2 separate regions of the Homo sapiens genome follow, and region 2 is linked to region 1. Evidence: chromatin loops called from intact Hi-C (ENCODE). Cell type or tissue: GM12878. All regions are shown on one strand. Links, peaks and the distances in the headings refer to the core of each region. The heading gives the core; the rest is flanking DNA.

The links. A loop is a pair of places that touch in the nucleus more often than their neighbours do. Peaks named below come from ENCODE experiments on the same cell type or tissue, not always from the same donor. Only the 100,000 strongest peaks of a DNase experiment are listed, where the experiment ranks them.
Region 2: a loop joins it to region 1, with 2.1 times the contacts of the local background. A loop is called at or near these places in 2 of 110 quality-filtered maps.

The regions. Positions count from the first base shown.
Region 1 is chr4:13,472,717-13,481,686 of GRCh38, forward strand. It overlaps RAB28 (RAB28, member RAS oncogene family), which reads right to left. Exons shown (of 7, transcript NM_001017979.3): 2 at 6,714-6,810; 3 at 1,602-1,690. Among named protein-coding and RNA genes, the nearest start is that of RAB28, 7.1 kb to the right of the region's middle. In GM12878, for the core only: no CTCF peak of the experiment used is centred there; a DNase peak (open chromatin) is centred at 4,369.
Region 2 is chr4:13,375,089-13,384,058 of GRCh38, forward strand. It overlaps RAB28 (RAB28, member RAS oncogene family), which reads right to left. Exons shown (of 7, transcript NM_001017979.3): 5 at 6,403-6,506; 6 at 1,457-1,534. Among named protein-coding and RNA genes, the nearest start is that of RAB28, 100 kb to the right of the region's middle. In GM12878, for the core only: no CTCF peak of the experiment used is centred there; a DNase peak (open chromatin) is centred at 4,343.

The DNA of each region.
Region 1 (8,970 bases), core at 401-8,400:
TTTCCCATGTTATCAACCACATGAATGAAACAAGAACTGTGGCTTCCCACAAATCTCTGTCCAGCAAGTTGTCTCTAGCTTAGTATCCACTTTAATCAGTTTAAAACAGAAAATGAATAAATAAATAAATAAAACAAAAAAGCCATACACAAAATTCTGAGATGTACTTTTTAAGAGAAAAATGAACATGCATAAAATATCAAGTCACTTAACCACAGAAGAAAATGCTATAAATGTGAACAGAAAAATTTTGCAGGAGACTAAGAACAATGTATAAAAGATAAGAGCTTTAAGAGCCAAATCTCTGCATCAGCAATGCAAAAAATCAAAACTCTGGGGCCTTTATAAGTGATTCAGAACCATATTAGCCTCTATAGCCATACTGTCCTTCTCCGAATATTTTACAAAATAAATCAGAATCTATTTTTCATCCAAAATCAAGGCAACGGTATTTGACATGAACCAAACTTTGTACAGCAGAGTGCTTAATATACTATATCTCCATCCTATAGAATCATTTATTATGAGCAACATGTTTCCACATAACCAAGTTGTATTTGTCTCACTTAAAATACCAAACTCCAATAAAGAACTAGAAATTTTTACTATTACCCCTAAGTCTCCAGATGATGTAGAAGATACACACTAATTAAAAGTAGAGAAAAAAAGCAAAAATAAAGAAATAGCACATCAAGTATTACATACAGAGCTCAGTAAGCACAACCTACTTAATATTCGGCTATATACCATATTCTCTACTTCATCAGATGATTACTTTCAATGGTATTACTGCATTTCTAAAGTCTGTCATTTAATCAAAAGCAATCTGCCAAATATTAAAAAGACAATTCTTCACTGAACATGCTCAGAGAGAAATGATTAACTTTTAAAGTATATTACTACCCTGCATATTTTCTATTTGTATAATAACTTTATTTAAAATCTTATAAATTATATCAGTATAAGCTCATGGAGAATATAAGCTCATGTTGCGAAATTTATGTAATTATTCAGGTCATTTTTCATTTTCATTTTTCTTGCTCTACATGGATTTTCTTCTGAAAATACAGCATTATCATAGTAAATTATTGTATGTGTTTCACATATACACTGTCATATTTAGTTATCTGATAGAAAATACAGACATGTCTATTAAATCTGAAAAGCTATCAATATTCATTGCACAAAAACATAGACATATAGATATACTTTCAGTCCTTGTAACTTAAAATGAAGTTAAATTTTCATCCCTGTGTTTTTCATTCAGTTTATTTGAAAGCAGTCACTATAACAAAACCAGCTAATACATATCAAAATATCATTTATCACTGCATTTATTGAACTGCTAACAATAACACCTAGTAATGTAAATAACATACGAAAGCTGTTCAGAGTTTTCCTGTTCCCTCACCCAAATCACTCCAAACATAATTAGGAGAGCATGAAACCAAAGAACTAGCACAAATATAAAATTATTCTCTCTACGTATCAGATAAAAAGTTAGAAAGAATGTGTGTGTGTGTGCATTTGGGAGTAGATTTGCATGTGTGCTTGTAAGTGGTATACTTTCAATACTGGAATAATCAGAATTCATATCATACCTGTGCTCCATAGATATATTTATCCAACATTTTGCCTCCTATTGTCTGCCCTCCTATATCCCAAATTTGAAGGGTAACATTCAAGTTTCCTAGAATATAAAAAATGAATATAAAAATAAGAATACCAAAAAAATTAAGTAACAATACAACAAGTGACACAGTATCACAGAATACTAAGTCACAATAAGAAACTCTGAGCCCAATTTGCCTTTATGTGCAGGCTCACATGATATTTGGAATTGCGAAAACAACGTCAAAAGAAATTATAGTGGGGAATCTAGTTTTATCTTTTTACTCCATTTCCATGGAACCATATTTACAATCACCTTCAAAACAAAAGAAAATAAAGTAAGCTTTAATTTGTAAACTTAAGCCTTAGAAAAATGTTTTTCTTAGAGAACAGAATGAAGCACATGTCCATGGAGCAAGAAATATACTTTAAAAATAAAAACTGAAGCTTTATATACTCAACCATCCAATCATACATATGAATTCTGTCGTAGGTTCTAAACTCTATGGCTTCTAAAACTCATGGAATAATAGCAAACTACAAAAATGCACCCATAATTTCAGCTCAAATTAATGAATCTTTTTATAATGTGATTGTCAGCTACTATCGGATATGGCAAACATAGTCAAAAAATTACGTTTTCAAATTTAACCCACAAAATAGAAACGCATTTGATAGCCCTATTCAGAACAAACGTAGGATACATACCATGTATATCACTAAATATTACAATGCTTTCAAACCTGTTCAAAGTATTTCCATTTAAACAAACTATGTATACTTCCAAGCCTTCACAAAATACTGTAACTAATCATCTTCCCCATACAAGCATTGTAAAAGCATTCTAAAAGGCAATCTTTAAAAATCCTTTTGTGCATTTTATAAAATATTTGGTTGATACAAAAATTTATGAGATAAGCTATTCTCCCTTCTCAATGCAACTGATGAGTAAGCTTACAAAAGCCAAACTATGCTTTTTAGTTGAACATTTTAAACTATTCCCCTCATATAATTATGCAGTTTTCTCCAGTTTCAATTAGCACTTTTTGAATGATTTGCAAATCAAAAGAAAATAAAAGATTAGAAACTGAAAAATGATCTCATTTCAAAAAAAGATTATAAAGATATAAATTTATAAGCCAACATAAAATACTAAAATCAGAGAAAGTTAGTCATACCATTTAACTATGCAACTGAAAAGAAAAAGACATTTGATTAACCAGCACAGTTTTCTAAATTTTGGTGGGTTTGTATTACAATCTTTCCATTATTTAAACATAGGTTGTTCCATCTGCCACTGCGCAGAGGATTTCCATGAGGAACTTCCATTAGCATTAATGAGCGCTAATGTTTTATCACCATCATTACCACAGACACACACTTTCAACACTTAGACTAATGACTAAAATGTTCTTAAAGCCCTATGAATATGAAAACCAAAATGTCACAGACTAAGATTTGTCCAAAAACTTGTACAAATCGAATTTCTCAAAAATCTAAATTTTTTGAGATTCAAGGCTGAATTCTTCTATAATGCTGTCTCAAATGAAGCAGATGAGAAAGGGCTAGCCATCACTAAGAAGTATATAAACTAGTTTCAGAAACCCCTAAGCAGGCAGTAGTCTATTCATTTTACTTGCACAACTCTTTAGGGTTATTTGATTACTTCAAAAGACAGTGCTTAACAATACTAACTTTTACAGAGTAAGATTTTAGGCAATACTTAGTAAGTGCTAAAAGGTGTTTAATCCCATTTTTCTCAGAGCCAATGGTCCTTATTGCTTAACCTCACATCAAGAAATATAAAGCTTTTTTAAGTTCTGATATTCAGATCCTATCTGAATTAGGTGTTGTGAACACTTTGACTGTAATTTTAGGAACATGATCTTCATTACATGTTTTCAAATTCTGACTACAATCATATCAAGACCCTAAATCATCTATCTATCCAACTGTCTCCCATCTAAGAGGTTCATAGTCATGTGTTGAGGATACTTTTTAAATGCATGCCTTTCTAAATAAACCCTGTTATCAGTGTTTGCCTGTTTTTTTTAACATACAAATTCCAGTGACTCAGAAATAAAAATAGCTATGAATTACTGATAGTCCACTAATATAGAATGCTAACAAAAAATGACTATCTTTAGTTTCAATAAATGATATTTTAATATTACTTCTTATATCTAGAAATATATTTTTAACTCCACATTTTAATTTTAGGATTATTAACACATAAAACTAAAAATAAAATGTGGATTCCTTATTTGAGGAGCAAAATCCCATGAGGATATGATTCAAATCAATATTCATTTTCATTTTTGCAGGCATAAACATATGAATTCTCCTAGTATATTTTCAAGATGACATACCTATAAAGCTATATAAGAATATTCAAATAATATTATAATTTTGTTTAAATCAAGAATATATCTAATACAAATTTCTAACCAATAAAGAACATTAAGGAAATTGTCAGAAATCTAATCCCAAACACAAAATGCTGCAAAATTCCTGTTCCTCTGTAAGAAATGACATGTAACTAGGAGAAAAAATAAAATAAATGAGGTGACAAAACACAGGTAAGTTGCTTTTGGTATGAATTAAAGCCACCAAGAGGGTTCAACAGTGACCTTGTAAAAGTACACTTGGTGCCTTGGTTAACCTTACTTAAAGTGCTGCATAGTCAAGATGGAACTAAAAACACAAGTCTGCCCACTTCTTGTACTAAAGACTTAGAAATCTTTTTCACAGTAGAACGCTGTTTACTGGACTGTACCCACAAGCTTCCTGAAAGTATTTTGACTAAGGCTCTTAAGAAGCTCTATCAGCAGAATCTCTGACTAACAGATACACTATTTTAAGCAGTAAAATCTGCACAGTGGTTGCATCCAGACTATACAGCATACCGGATCATGAAATATACTAAAATGGATGAGTATTTGCAAAGTAATGATCTTGAAAACTTGCATGAAGAGAATGTAAATAGATGGACAGGAGGTTTACACCCCTAACAATCTAACTGGTCAGAGGACTTACCAGACTAGTAACAAATATTAGATTCACCGACTATGCTATAAATTCAATAAAGCTACCTGTAATGTTTTATTCAGCTAATGATACATTAATCATCCTACATGTGACACTTATAATGAATGTACATTAAAGTATATAAAGGATAATTATAAACCTTGTAATTTATTCACCTCATTTCTTAATATACCTATTAATTATATAAAAACAAAATACATTAAAATATTTTTTCTTATTGAAATTTCTACCATAAGTTTGAGTCTGTTAAGTAGCATAAAACCAACTGCCTTAAAAAAAAAATAGAAGTTTTTTTCTGGAACTTTGCCATCAAAATAAAAACTTAATTAGGAAAATTAAAATATACATTCATTAGTATACATGCCCTAATGTCATTTTTTAACCTAATTACTAAGTCTAAAATATTATACTATAAATCTCGATTTCAAGAATATCAAATATTTTTTACAAAGTAATCAAAATTTTTAAATTGGTAGTGCTGGGCCACAGGTCAGAAATCATCATATCACCTGTATAAAATGTCTGAAAACCAGTCTTTGTTTTTAATATTTGAGTAGGTACTTGTTTATTTAAGCTTTTCAACTAAAAAATGAGAAATAATAAAGTAATGAGACAAGAAGTTGGTGGCTTTTCAAATTAAGCATCAAAACAAAATAGCTAATAATGAAATGCCACATTTGAGATTCTCTGTGTACAACTGGCATCTGTGAAAAAAACTCCTGCAAAAATAAGCTTCCAGCATCTGTATTATGTGATCTGTGTATGTATTCAGCTAGTGACTGCTGTTAAGTATTCTGAATGCAGCATAGATTATCCGTAAGAGTGAGAATAATAAAATTAAAATGACATTTTCAGTTTTGGATACAATAAAAGAAAATACAAATGAAACAAAGTACGCATATGTTTCTCCTTAAACCTCTTGCTGAACAATAACCCAGTAATGGAAAAATTGGAATTCTTTTTTTTCTCATGGGATATCTCCTAATCTATTTTTCACTGGTAGCCAAATACAAACTATCACAAAATATAGCAGAGTATATTACTAAGGAGATAAGAAGAATACCTCCATTACCAAGAGTTTTCATTACCTACTCTAAAACTTTCATGGGGAGTTGTCTGATAGATGGGGTGTCTGAGAGGTTAACATATTTCAATAATAATTGGAATGTATTAAACCCCTTCCCACTGTATCACTCACATTTCAGTACATGAATCTGACATTACACTTGCAACCATTTTCTCCAAATGTGCTTCCTCACAGAGGAGAGAGATGGATGGTTTATAAAGTCAATCAAGATAAACTGCTTTTAATAAAATACTTTAAACATATAATTTAACCATTGAAATTGAAAGGACAGCATTTTAAAGCCCCAATTGTTCAGAAACTAACTTAAAACATAAACCACTCTTTCTTTGTTATTATTTCCCCGTATTTCCCACAAAATGTGCTGCAACTGGCATCTAAATAGTTTCTTTGCATGGTGAAGTGAAACATCTTGAATGCTCAAACTGTATTTTTATGAGTGCCTAGGGACCCTAAATTTTAGTGGTCTATTAAATGCCAGCAATTTCATGCTGCCTTGCATAAAACAGCATTCACATATTAGAGCACAGAAGTTCCATAGCTACATTATACTTCTGTTCCAACTTTAAACAAAAAACTAAAACAGAGGCAAATCAAAATAATATTTTAAAAAATAATCCTTCCCAATCTTTTCACATTTTGTTAATACAATATCTGTTGACAAATGTACAGCACTTAATTTTTTAAAAGCTTTTCACAATTTTATAAGCAACCATTGTTTATCCTCAAAAAATGTATAGTAGCCAAAAACAGGGAAGGAGTGGGAGAGTATATAAACTTTTTCTTATACCCATGGACAATATGCTTTCATGATAGATTGTGATGAAAGTTAACATCCCTAAGATAAATTTACTGTTTATATACATCTTCATGTAGAAGCAGCCCCAAAATTTTACACATTTCTTTCTTATGCCACTTATTGTTAAGATTTTTTTATAATCTTCTACGTTAAGACTTTTTAGTCTCTTACCTGGCAATGTTATCCTTCTCAAAAAGAAATCCAGTCCTATAGTTTGTTTGTACTGTTTCCCAAAAGTTTCTTGAGCAAAACACGTAGTTAAGGAGGTCTAAAAAATTGATGCACAGAATGTCAAAATTAATTCATTAAAGAAATGTAATCATAAGACCACTATAAATCTTAAGCAATCTTAACATGTATATTGCAATTAATCCAACAAGCAAATTTAAGCAGTTCTAATCAGTTACAAGGAGGGGAGAGACTTAACACCACCAGGTAAATTTTACTTGCCAGCAGCTATCGGTAGGGACAACGAACTAATGAGTTAGATCTCTTTAAATCCCCTGCTTGTCAAGATCCTTTTCCTTGCTGAAAATTAGAATTTGAGAGTTATCAACAGAAAAAAAAACTAAAAAATAAATAAATAAAGATCTGAATTATTTTAAAACATAATTAAAGATCTAATCTAACTTAGATCAGCTTCTGAGGTTAAATATTCTGAGGGTAGCTGAGCACTAAGCTAATAATAAGAAGCATTCATTAAGGAGGGAGAAATCTGCTTACAGAATTTTTCTTTTTCCCACAAGAAAAGCACCGTATGTAATTTTTCTTTATTTTTAAAGATGCTAAATGAAAATGACCCTAAAGAAAGACTGTGACAATATGTACCTCTTAAATAAACGTATTTTTAAGATTAATATAAAGCAGACAAAATGAATATTTTCCATCCAAGAACCATAATGCCAAGAAGTCACAAGCTATCATAACCAGAACAGATATACATTTGTTTTTTAATAGAAACTGAAAGTTTTAGTCAAAAACTCTGGAGTTTTCTTTTTAAAGTACCATTTCTTATCAAAGCAAAAGAATAATTATTCTAGTAACAACTGAATAACAATAACTTAACAAATTCTTAAACATTTTAAATGCACTATTTTTATTTATAAACTTCCTCCAAAAAAGAGAAAGGCAACTTCACTAAGCTTTTATGCTCTTCAAGACAGACTCCCTACTTTAAGAGAAAATAGCCGTTTTTTATTTTAAAAGTTAAAATTACATGTCAACTCTTAAAATAATGAAAACTAAGATAAATTTCCAAGATAGCTTATTACAGTTCCTTATGACATAAGCAGTACAATAGTGCAAAAGAAAATTTGGCCAAACTTCAATTCCTTTTAGCAAGATCATCTAAAATTCCTTTTACACAGAACCATATTTTTCACACAAATGGCAATTTGGACACCATAACTCCAAATATTTTTGGGTTTAAATACCCAGCATTTGTAATAAATTTCGAAGATAATTGGCCAAGTATTTGTTGAGCACTACCATATAAAGGGTATTCTGCTAGACATCTAGAAACAAACACATTTGTTATATTTTTGACACATGTAACACTATCAAAACTGAGAGATCAGAATTGAAAAGATAGGTATTTCTTTTTACAGACCATTGTTTCTCATCTACACTATATTATTCTACTGATCTTATCTAACTTAGACCACAAAATCATCTTTGAAGAGGTTCAGAATTCTAGAAAAAAATAACTATCACTACTTATACTATTACAGATATTTCAAAATATTTAATAGACTGATGGTTGAAATACTTAAAGGTCAAAGAGAAACTGAAGGCATGTGTAACATTCACGTAATGTCATTTGAGATAATTTTTCACTTTAAAGAATCTCAGAGTTCAATATTTTCATGTTAAGGAATATTCAGAAAAATTCTAAGAAAGTTTCTTTTCCTGAAAAAGTGACTTCTAGATTTTGAAAGCCCTGCTTTCACACTTTTGAGGCAAACATAAAGCTAGGATTTTCAACTGGAATCGAGTGTAAACTGTCAAAAATACAGGTTACTGGGAACATACAGAGTATTAAAGTAAGTTCTTACTATATCATCTCCCGATGTCTTGAGATAAAAATTGAACAGAGAATCAACTGAATCAGTGGGGGTCACTTTCTCTTCACTTATCTAGACTGCATGCTATCTTTCACATTCAATAATTTCTCAAGTCACTGTATAAATACCCTTCTTAATTACAGGTATTAAGTGAACAACTAGCTCCCATATCAGAAATATTTTTATCTGAATCTTTATATTTTTTGATTTGGAAAATTTCTACTAACATTTTTGACTTGGTAAATTTCTACTAACATTTTTTAACCATGCTACATTTACAAACACTGAAAAGACAGAAAAAAAAAGAATATTTTGCCTCAAAAAGCTCTTAAGAGACTATGTAATAAAAGAAAAAATATGAATCA
Region 2 (8,970 bases), core at 667-8,666, 97 kb before region 1:
AGTATGGCAGAGTGGAAATACCAAGGGCATTGGTGTCAGAGAGACCTGGGTGCAAATTCTGGCTCCACCACTGCCCAATTAATGGTTAGTGATCAAGTTACTGAGTCTCTCCACAGTCTCAGCTTCCTGATCATAAAATGATAAAATTTCACCTGATCCAGGGAGTTATTATGAGGATAACTGAGATAACACAGTCCCCCTGGCACATAACCTATTAATTTTCTTTACTAAAAGCAGGGACATTTTAAAGTCTTTTAATTCTTTTTTAGACCCACCACTATACTGAGTTTACAATGTATGACCAATAAATCACTTATGATAATCATAGACTCTCTAACTAAGCAGAGACAAACATTATTTAGACAGAGAAGCTAAAAAGCAAACAAATTACTTGACCTCTGGGATCCAAGGTCTGTGTGATCAAGCAAATCATGGTGACTTCTCTTTCCTATATTCTCCTAGGCCCAAAACAAGTAACCACTTTTTCTGTGTCTGGGAGCTATTTAAACATCACAAAGTATCTTAGCACTGTATTTGGCCATACCAAGTGCTAAAACAAATGTCTTTGAATGATGGGAATTAAAACTAGCAAACTTTTAGAGTTTCAAATGTTTTAATCAAGTCTTAGAAACAGCCATATCAGTGTAACAATTTCAAATATTTGCTTCAATTGTTTTAAAACACACACACACACACACACACACACAGAGAGAGAGAGAGACCATGAGAAAAAGATACAGAACTAACTCTAAAAGAATTCAAGAAAAATTTAAGGATGGGAAAAGATAATTATACTTTTTTAGTTGCACAGGGTGCGAATGGGGTGGAAGAAATTGAGCAAAAATGTAATTAGTTTGTTACTTCTAACCAAACCACTTCTGAAGCATAACTTTATAGGCTCTTACTCTGATTTTTCATTCTATCAAACATATGAATTAGTGGGAAATTATAGTGGTACTTTAAATTTCTTGGCTGCCGCTATGCATGTTTTTTTCTTAGCCTAAGAAAACTATCTAGGAATAGTGAAAAAACATAGAAATCCTTACTAATTAATAACACTACTAAACTGACAATAAAATAACATCAAAAACTAATATCACTACAGTCAAGGATGTTTTAAAATTGAATAGAGGCTCCAAAAGGATTTAAATAAAGAAGTGCCAAACAATGTGGTCAGCACCTTAACTCATTAGTTAACCACTAATAAAAATTTTCTTATACTAGTATCTTTTTCCCAACAAAAGAGACAAAATGAGGTTTCAAGGGTATCATAATTTGGCAAAAAGTTAACATTCTCCATCTTCTGCAATAAACACTGATTCATACATACAATCTATTCCCAAAGCTTTTAGAGATACGTACACAGAAGGCATAAATGGGAAAGAATTTATGGGTGAAAATTAATGCCTTGTAAGAAATTCATTAATTTTTTAAATATAAAGTTCAAGGTAATCACCTGTGACTGTTCTATTTCTGCTTTGTTTAATTTGATCCCAAGGATTTCAGCAGCAACTTTCTGAAAGCACAGGAAGACCTACATAACAAAAATGGGTTTAAATGATTTAAAAGAGGCATGCTTAAGTTATCTTCAAATAAACAGAATTTTCTTAAAAATGATAAACAGCAATAATTGCAAAAATATGATATAGCAGGTGATTCCAAAAATAGCTTTATTTGTCAAATGTAGCAACATTTTAAATATAATAATTTTTAAATTATAAAGCCATAATTTAAAACTCCATGCAATTCAATGAATTGATCATTTTCTCTAAACACACACATGAAAGATTTAACATGATGATTACAGCTACCACTTTAAAAAACAACAAAACAATCCTACTTACTACTATAAAAACTCCCATAATTCCTGAAGAAAATAAAAATAATCTATACTTTACCAACCTAGTTTTTCACTGTCGGTTTTATCTTGGTCCTTTTAGCCACCTTTGGCCTATCTCAAAAGGTCTTAGTTTCTAACACTTTAATACTCTCTGTGCCTTTCATATCATTCCAGCAAATTCTCCATGTTTCTTGAGTAAAGCAACTTGGTACTGTTTACTATATTTTATCAGTTCAGAGCAAAGGAAAAATATATGCCATTACGATTAAACAAAAATAGACAAATATTTTTCTATAAATAGCCTTTCCACACATAGTTAGCTTATGTCAGGTCTGCTGTAATTACTAGAGTTCCAATCCTGACATTTACTGTAGTATAACTTATCTTTTCTTCATAAATGTCCTACCATATTCTTATCCCTATTCATCACATGCTTATAGAATATTTATCAAAACTTTATTAATTTTTACTTCTAACAAAAAAGGATACATATTCCTGATAGCCTTATGCCACTTGTACCCTAAGAAGCATATTTTAGTTCACTGATGGTCAATGGTCAAGGAACAACAGGAAAAGTACTGTGGTGGAGTGGAGAGAAAGAGTGGTTATAAAAGAAGACGAGCAAAGAGATGAAGGGAGTACAAACCATGTAAAATCTGGTAGGCTACTGGAAGGACTTTGGCGTTTACTCCAAATGAAATGGAAGGCATGGGAGGGTGGCCCAATGTGACTTTTATTTTAACAGCATTAGTCTGGTTGTTTGTATTGAACATTCACTATAGGAGACCAAGTGTACAAAAACAGAATCAGCAAAGAAACTAATGTAAAATATTATGGAGGCTGAACCAAAGTGGTAGAAGTGGACAAAGTAAGAAACAGTCATCAGGTTCTGGATATATTTTCAAAGTACAGCCAAGGGGATTTGGTGACAGATGTGGGGTGTGAGAGAAAAAGAGGAGTCAAGAAAGGCTCCAAAGTTTTTTTGGCCTGAGCAACTGGTAGATCTGCTATTTATTAAAGTGAGGAAGACTGTGAGAGATTTGAGGAGGGAATAGCAAGAGCTCAGTTCTAAACATGTTAAATTGGGCAGCCTATTAGACATCTAAGAGGAGATGCTGAGCGGGCAGTTGGATATAAGAGTCTACAGTTCAGGGGAAAAGTCTGAGCAAAGCCAGAAGACTAAATAAAGCCATTAGGAATAAGTGTAGAAAAAGAGATTATCAAAGGACTGAACCTTAGTTGGCTGGAGACATAAGAAAATTAGTCAAGGGGACTGACAGAGTAGTTAGTGAAGCAGGAAGAAAACCAGGAGGCGTTGTATCCTGGAAGCTAAGTGCAGAGAGTATTTCAAAGAGACGAGAGTGATCAGCAATTATTTATGTTGCTACTTAATAAAATAAGATGAGGGCTGAGTACTGACCATTGGATTCAGCAAAAAGGAGGCCATTGATGACGTGAATAATAGCAGTTTGGGTAAAATACTGAGGGCAAAAGTCTGCTGGAACTGGAAGAGAAACTGGCAAAAGAAGAACTAGAGACAATTCTTTAAAACATCCACTGGAAAGTGAAGGAAGGAAATAAGGCAACAGCTAGAGAAAAAATGTGGCATCAAGAGTTTTCTTGTTTTTAAGATAAAAGAAGTCATAATATTTTCTGTGTTGAAAGAATAATCCAGTAGGTGGAAAAAAAATAATACATATGAAAGAGAGAGAACTGCTAAAGCAATATCCTTGATTCAGCAAAGATAAATGGGACTAGTACACAATGGAGAAGTTGGCCCTAGCTAGAATAGATCCCATAGTAACCACAGAGAAGACAGAAGATATGAGAACAGATGGGGTAAGTAGGATGAGGTTAGACCTGGTAGCAGCAGTATGTAGAAGTTGTCTTCTGTTTGTTTCAAATTTCTTATAAAATAGGAAACAAGGTCATCAGCTGATAGAATAGAGGAGGATAGTTTGAACATTTGAAGAGAGAAGAGAAGCTATGAAATAGTCATCGGCCTGGTGCATTGGCTCACACCTGTAACCCCAACACTTTGGGAGACTGAGGCGGGTGAATCACGAGGTCAGTTCAAGATCAGCCTGGCCAAGATGGTGAAACCCCATCTCTACTAAAAATACAAAAAATTAGCCAGGCGTGGTGGTGGGTGCCTGTAATCCCAGCTATTCGGGAGGCTGAGGCGGAGAATTGCTTTAACCCAGGAGGCGGAGGCTGCAGTGAGCTGAGATCGCACCACTGCACTCCAGCCCGGAGGACACAGTGAAACTCTGTCTCAAAAAAAAAAAAAAAAAAAAAAAGTCACCTAGGTGAGGGGAAGAGGTGATAGACTAGGGATATAGAGCATAATTACTGAGCAGCATTAAGGGCCCACTTGAGATTAGTGATTGTGAACTTAAAGTGAAAACTCCAGCATGCCTCTGTGTTTTTCTCTGGTCATGTTCATGGGTACACCCATGAAAAAGTGGAGACTTGGTTTAAACCAGAATTAAGGTTTAGCCAAGCGGATCTGACAAAATGAAAGAGGGAAAAGGGAACTGAGAGTATATGCATGGCAATGATTTGGACTGGCCATGAGATTTAAGCTCAGAAGAGAGAAAAATGAAGACATGAAAAGAGGTTAAGATTTTGCAAAGGTGTTAGGATCAATGTCTTGTAGGTCTTGCTAGGGTTGAGAATGGTTGTGTTAGGACACTCAAAGGTGTGAAATAGAAGATGGTTGGTGGTTAGTGATTAGGATGCCTGATACTGAGATAATAGAAGAGCCACAGTAATTTGTAATGATGTGATCTGTAGTATGCAAGAGTGACTAAGGTGGCATCAGGGAGAAACAAGGATACTGAAATCACTAAGAATTATGACATAGGAATATCAGAGAAAGTATAGTAACCCAGGAGCTCATCTCCTCAAGCAATGAGAAAGTTACCTGGAGCTAGAAATGATTACAAGTCTTAAAGTAATTTCATAAGAACAAACCATTTCAAAGTACCACTTAAAAAAAATGAAGTTTTTTAATAGTGGTTCAATATAAGCAAACAAAAAACACTAAGTGGCAAAAAAATACTAAGTGGTTAAAAACAAGCTAAAATACTACAAGTTAAAATAATTCTGAAATGGCAAAAAAAGCCCCTGGGAAGATTAAGTGAGGGTAGAAGCCCAGTGAATCCATGGATGAGTTTATCTACAATTATTGACATTACATTTTTTAAAAAGGCATGGATGGGTGAGTATGTGCCCATGTTCACATTGTCTGAGGGGAAAGGATTCCAGGAGGCCAAATTTTTTAATGGGTCTTACCAAAAGAAAGAATAAACCCCCATCATATTATTTATTTTAGGTGTAAAACTATAAAGGATATTACAGAGAAAAACATCAAAAATCTTAAACCACAGAAAAATTTCAAACTTCTTTTAGTTGAAAAATGTCAACTGGAAAAATAGTCAAATAGGGGTCAGTGATGATTATTTGAAAAAATTATGATACATGACTATTAGCACTAATATAAAAATGGTCATAGAAAATTTCTAAATACAATAGAAAGTTATAACAAGTAAAAAGCAGAAAGTGAATAACTAATAAAACTTTTAAAATTTCAACCTCAATTATAATCAAAGAAATTCAAATTTAAATAGTGAAGTATCTTTTTTCTTTTTTGGGGCCTACCAATTTGACAAAGATTTTAAAATAAATACATAGATAAATCCTGAATGTTAAAAGGATGTAGTTATGGCAATCATACAATGCTGGTGATAGCATGAATTTAGTCTTTCTGGTGGTGATTTGGCAATGTTTCAATCTCCTTTCAAGGAATCTACCTAAAGAAAATAATCAAAACACCAAAAGCTTACGGACAAAATTTTACATTAGAACATTATGTTCAAAACTTAACAACCTATATGTTCCACAATAAGAATAAGATTGAATAAATTTCTGAACATTTATTAAATGAATTATTCAATCTATTATTAAATGACATGGGAACAATAAAAATATTAAGTAAAAAGTAAAATATAAAATTATTTCTATATTATAATCTTAATTTTTAAAAATAAATATAGGGTTGTGACTGTGAGCCCCAGAGTGTCACTATTTGCCTTCACAAATCCTCTCTCCTCCACTTATTAGCCGTGTAATCTGGACCCCATTACATAATTTCTCTAAGACTCATCTATAAAATGGAGATAATCAGAGTAGTACAATATCTATAATAAAGTAAGCACTCAATGAATGCCATCTCCTAGCCACAGGCAGCAGCACTAGTGTGAGCATCAGGAAAAGAGACTAGATGGAATCATATGAGGTTATGAGTGGTTATCTCTAGATACTGACATTACGGGTGGTTTATATTCATTTTAATTCCCCTTTTAAAAATAACTAAAATTATGTTAAATAAATTATAAAAGTAATATAACCAGAATAAACATGTTATATCTAATCTAAGGAATTTCATGTTTTCAATAGGAATTAATTTGCTCCAAAAGTTAAATAGTGGAAGTATACTTCCTAGGAATGTTAGTAAATAAAAGGAAAACATCACATACAGTATTCATTATTTTACTTACAGAGTCTCCTGTCTTGGCTGAGACAAAGTGGCTACTAAAACCATTTTCCTGGCAAAACCGTAAGTGTTTTTCAGGTTTTATTGTTCGCATATGCTCCAAATCAACTAGAAAGGTGTTAAAGAAAGAAAATAATTCAATATTAGAGTCTATCAAAACGTTTTTAACATGTTTAAATTTGACTTGCTTTCCAATATTATATTCCAGCTTCGACATCAGCTGTGCAACCTTGGACAATTTATTAAACCTCTTTATGACTCAGTTTCCACATCTATAAACTGGGAATAATAAATATACCTATTTTGTAGAGAGTTATTTGATAATTAATCTATGTATAATGCACAAAGACCAGCACAGAAGTGCTAAAAAAAAAATGTGCGCTATCATTATTATTATCATCTGTATAAGTTCAGGCACACTGATGATGCTCAACAAAGATCTACTTAATATAGTACATTTAAACATGGTGATTAATTGAAGGCAAGTTGTACTTACCCAAGCATATTTGGCTTGAAAGAGTTTAATTACTTTAATAATTAGCTCTGTAATCTCTATAAGCTTGAATGTTAGCACAAATACATAACTTTCTGCTTAAGAGATCAATATTACATTGTGTGTTTACATTAATTTATAGCCATACTTTAATTTCACAAAGACATAGTTCAGTTGTTTTCCATCTAGAGTATCCATTTTGAGAGTAAGGGGCAAGGATGTATTTCCTTAAATAGTTGTAGGTGCTTTAAAGCAAGGCACAGTACTCATATCCAATACTGGTTTTATCCAGCACAGTGTATTTTTCCAAATGTGATCCTTTATTTAACAGTTTCTCTTTTTACAACACTACAGACCCTATAAGGGTGTTGATTCAATGCCGTCAAATTATAAGGCAAATATATTCACAGGATTTAAGGACAACTAGGCTCTTTGAGTCAATATAGGAAAAAAAAAACTTAAACTGATTTCCTGAGGAAGGGACCCAAATGACTTGTAAAAACTTGTAAATTTGCAAATCTAGTAAGCCTACATAATAGTGCCAATTGATTATCAACTAAAAAATGCACTCATACTACATAAAAGACTTTATTTAAAATTATATTGAAAGTCTTTAGTTTGTAGGCTCAAGGGTTCTCTCTCTAGGAGATTTTTTTTAATCTAATGGGGTATTCCTGAGCCCCATTTATATTGCTTACCTTGGAAAATATGGAATTTTTTTTTTTTTTTTTTTTTTTGAGACAGAGTCTTGCACTGTCACCCGGGCTGGAGTGCAATGGCATGATCTCGGCTCACTGCAACCTCTGCCTCCTGGGTTCAAGCAATTCTCCTGCCTCAGCCTCCCAAGTAGCTGGGATTACAGGCGCCTGCCACCACGCCCGGCTAATTTTTTGTATTTTTAGTAGAGATGGGGTTTCACTACGTTGGCCAGGTTGGTCTTGAATTCCTGACCTCAAATGATCCACCCACCTCGGCCTCCCAAAGTGCTAGAATTACGGGCGTGAGCCACAGCACCTGGTCTTTTTGTTTTGCTTTGTTTTGTTTTTTTTGCTCTTCTGGCCAGAGTGCTATTCCTTAAACATCACTATCTCCTTATTTACAAGAACAGGCAAGGAATGTCCAGATACCACAGGCATCAATTTGTGGAAGACTAAAATACTAAGCTATTAGCACTGACATTTATATATCCAATTTATCATAATATTGGAGCTAACTTTTCTAATTCAACAAGAGTAAGAACAAATCTTGTCACGAGGAAAAATCCCCATTGAAATCGCCACCCATTGAAATCACCATCCATTAAAAAATAAATAAATAAAAATAAAAGTTGTGTCACTTAATGTGTGTGTACATTTGTTTTTTCTAATGGTTTATTGCTTTTTATTTCTCTTTCTCCCTCCTTCCTTCCAAATCTCCATCTATCATTTACTACTCAAACAAAAGTTTTTTTCCTAACAAATATAACCATGGAAAGACTAGTAGTACCATTGTTCAATTGAAAAAAAAAGAACTTATTCAACAAACATTTATTGAGCATCTATTATATGCCAGGTATTGTGGCAGGTAGTGATATGGTTTGGCTGTGTCCCCACCCAAATCTCATCTTGGGTGGCTGTGTCCTCATCCAAATCTCATCTGGAAATGTAGCTCCCATAATCCTCACAGGTCATGGGAGGGACCTGGTGGAAGGTAACTGAATCATGGAGACGGCTTTTCCTGTGCTGTTCTCATGATAGTAAATAAGTTCTCATGAGATCTTATAGTTTTATAAAGGGCAGTTCCCCTGCACATGCCATCTTGCCTGACGCCATGTAAGGCGTGCCTGTGCTCCCACAGGAGATTTTAGCCCTAGGGGAACTGTCAGACCTGAATGATGCAGGGCAGTCCTGCCTATCACACAGGGCTAGTCCAACCTCAGCATCCCTTGGTCTGCTGCCCTCTCCTGAGGTCCCAGCCTGGCCATACTTGCTTGCAGTGCAGTCTTGGATGTACTGGGGGTCCACATTATACCTCTGCACTGGTGCACTGCACCTGACTGGTGGAAAGTAGTACTCACCGCCATGCACCAGCCTCCCTCGC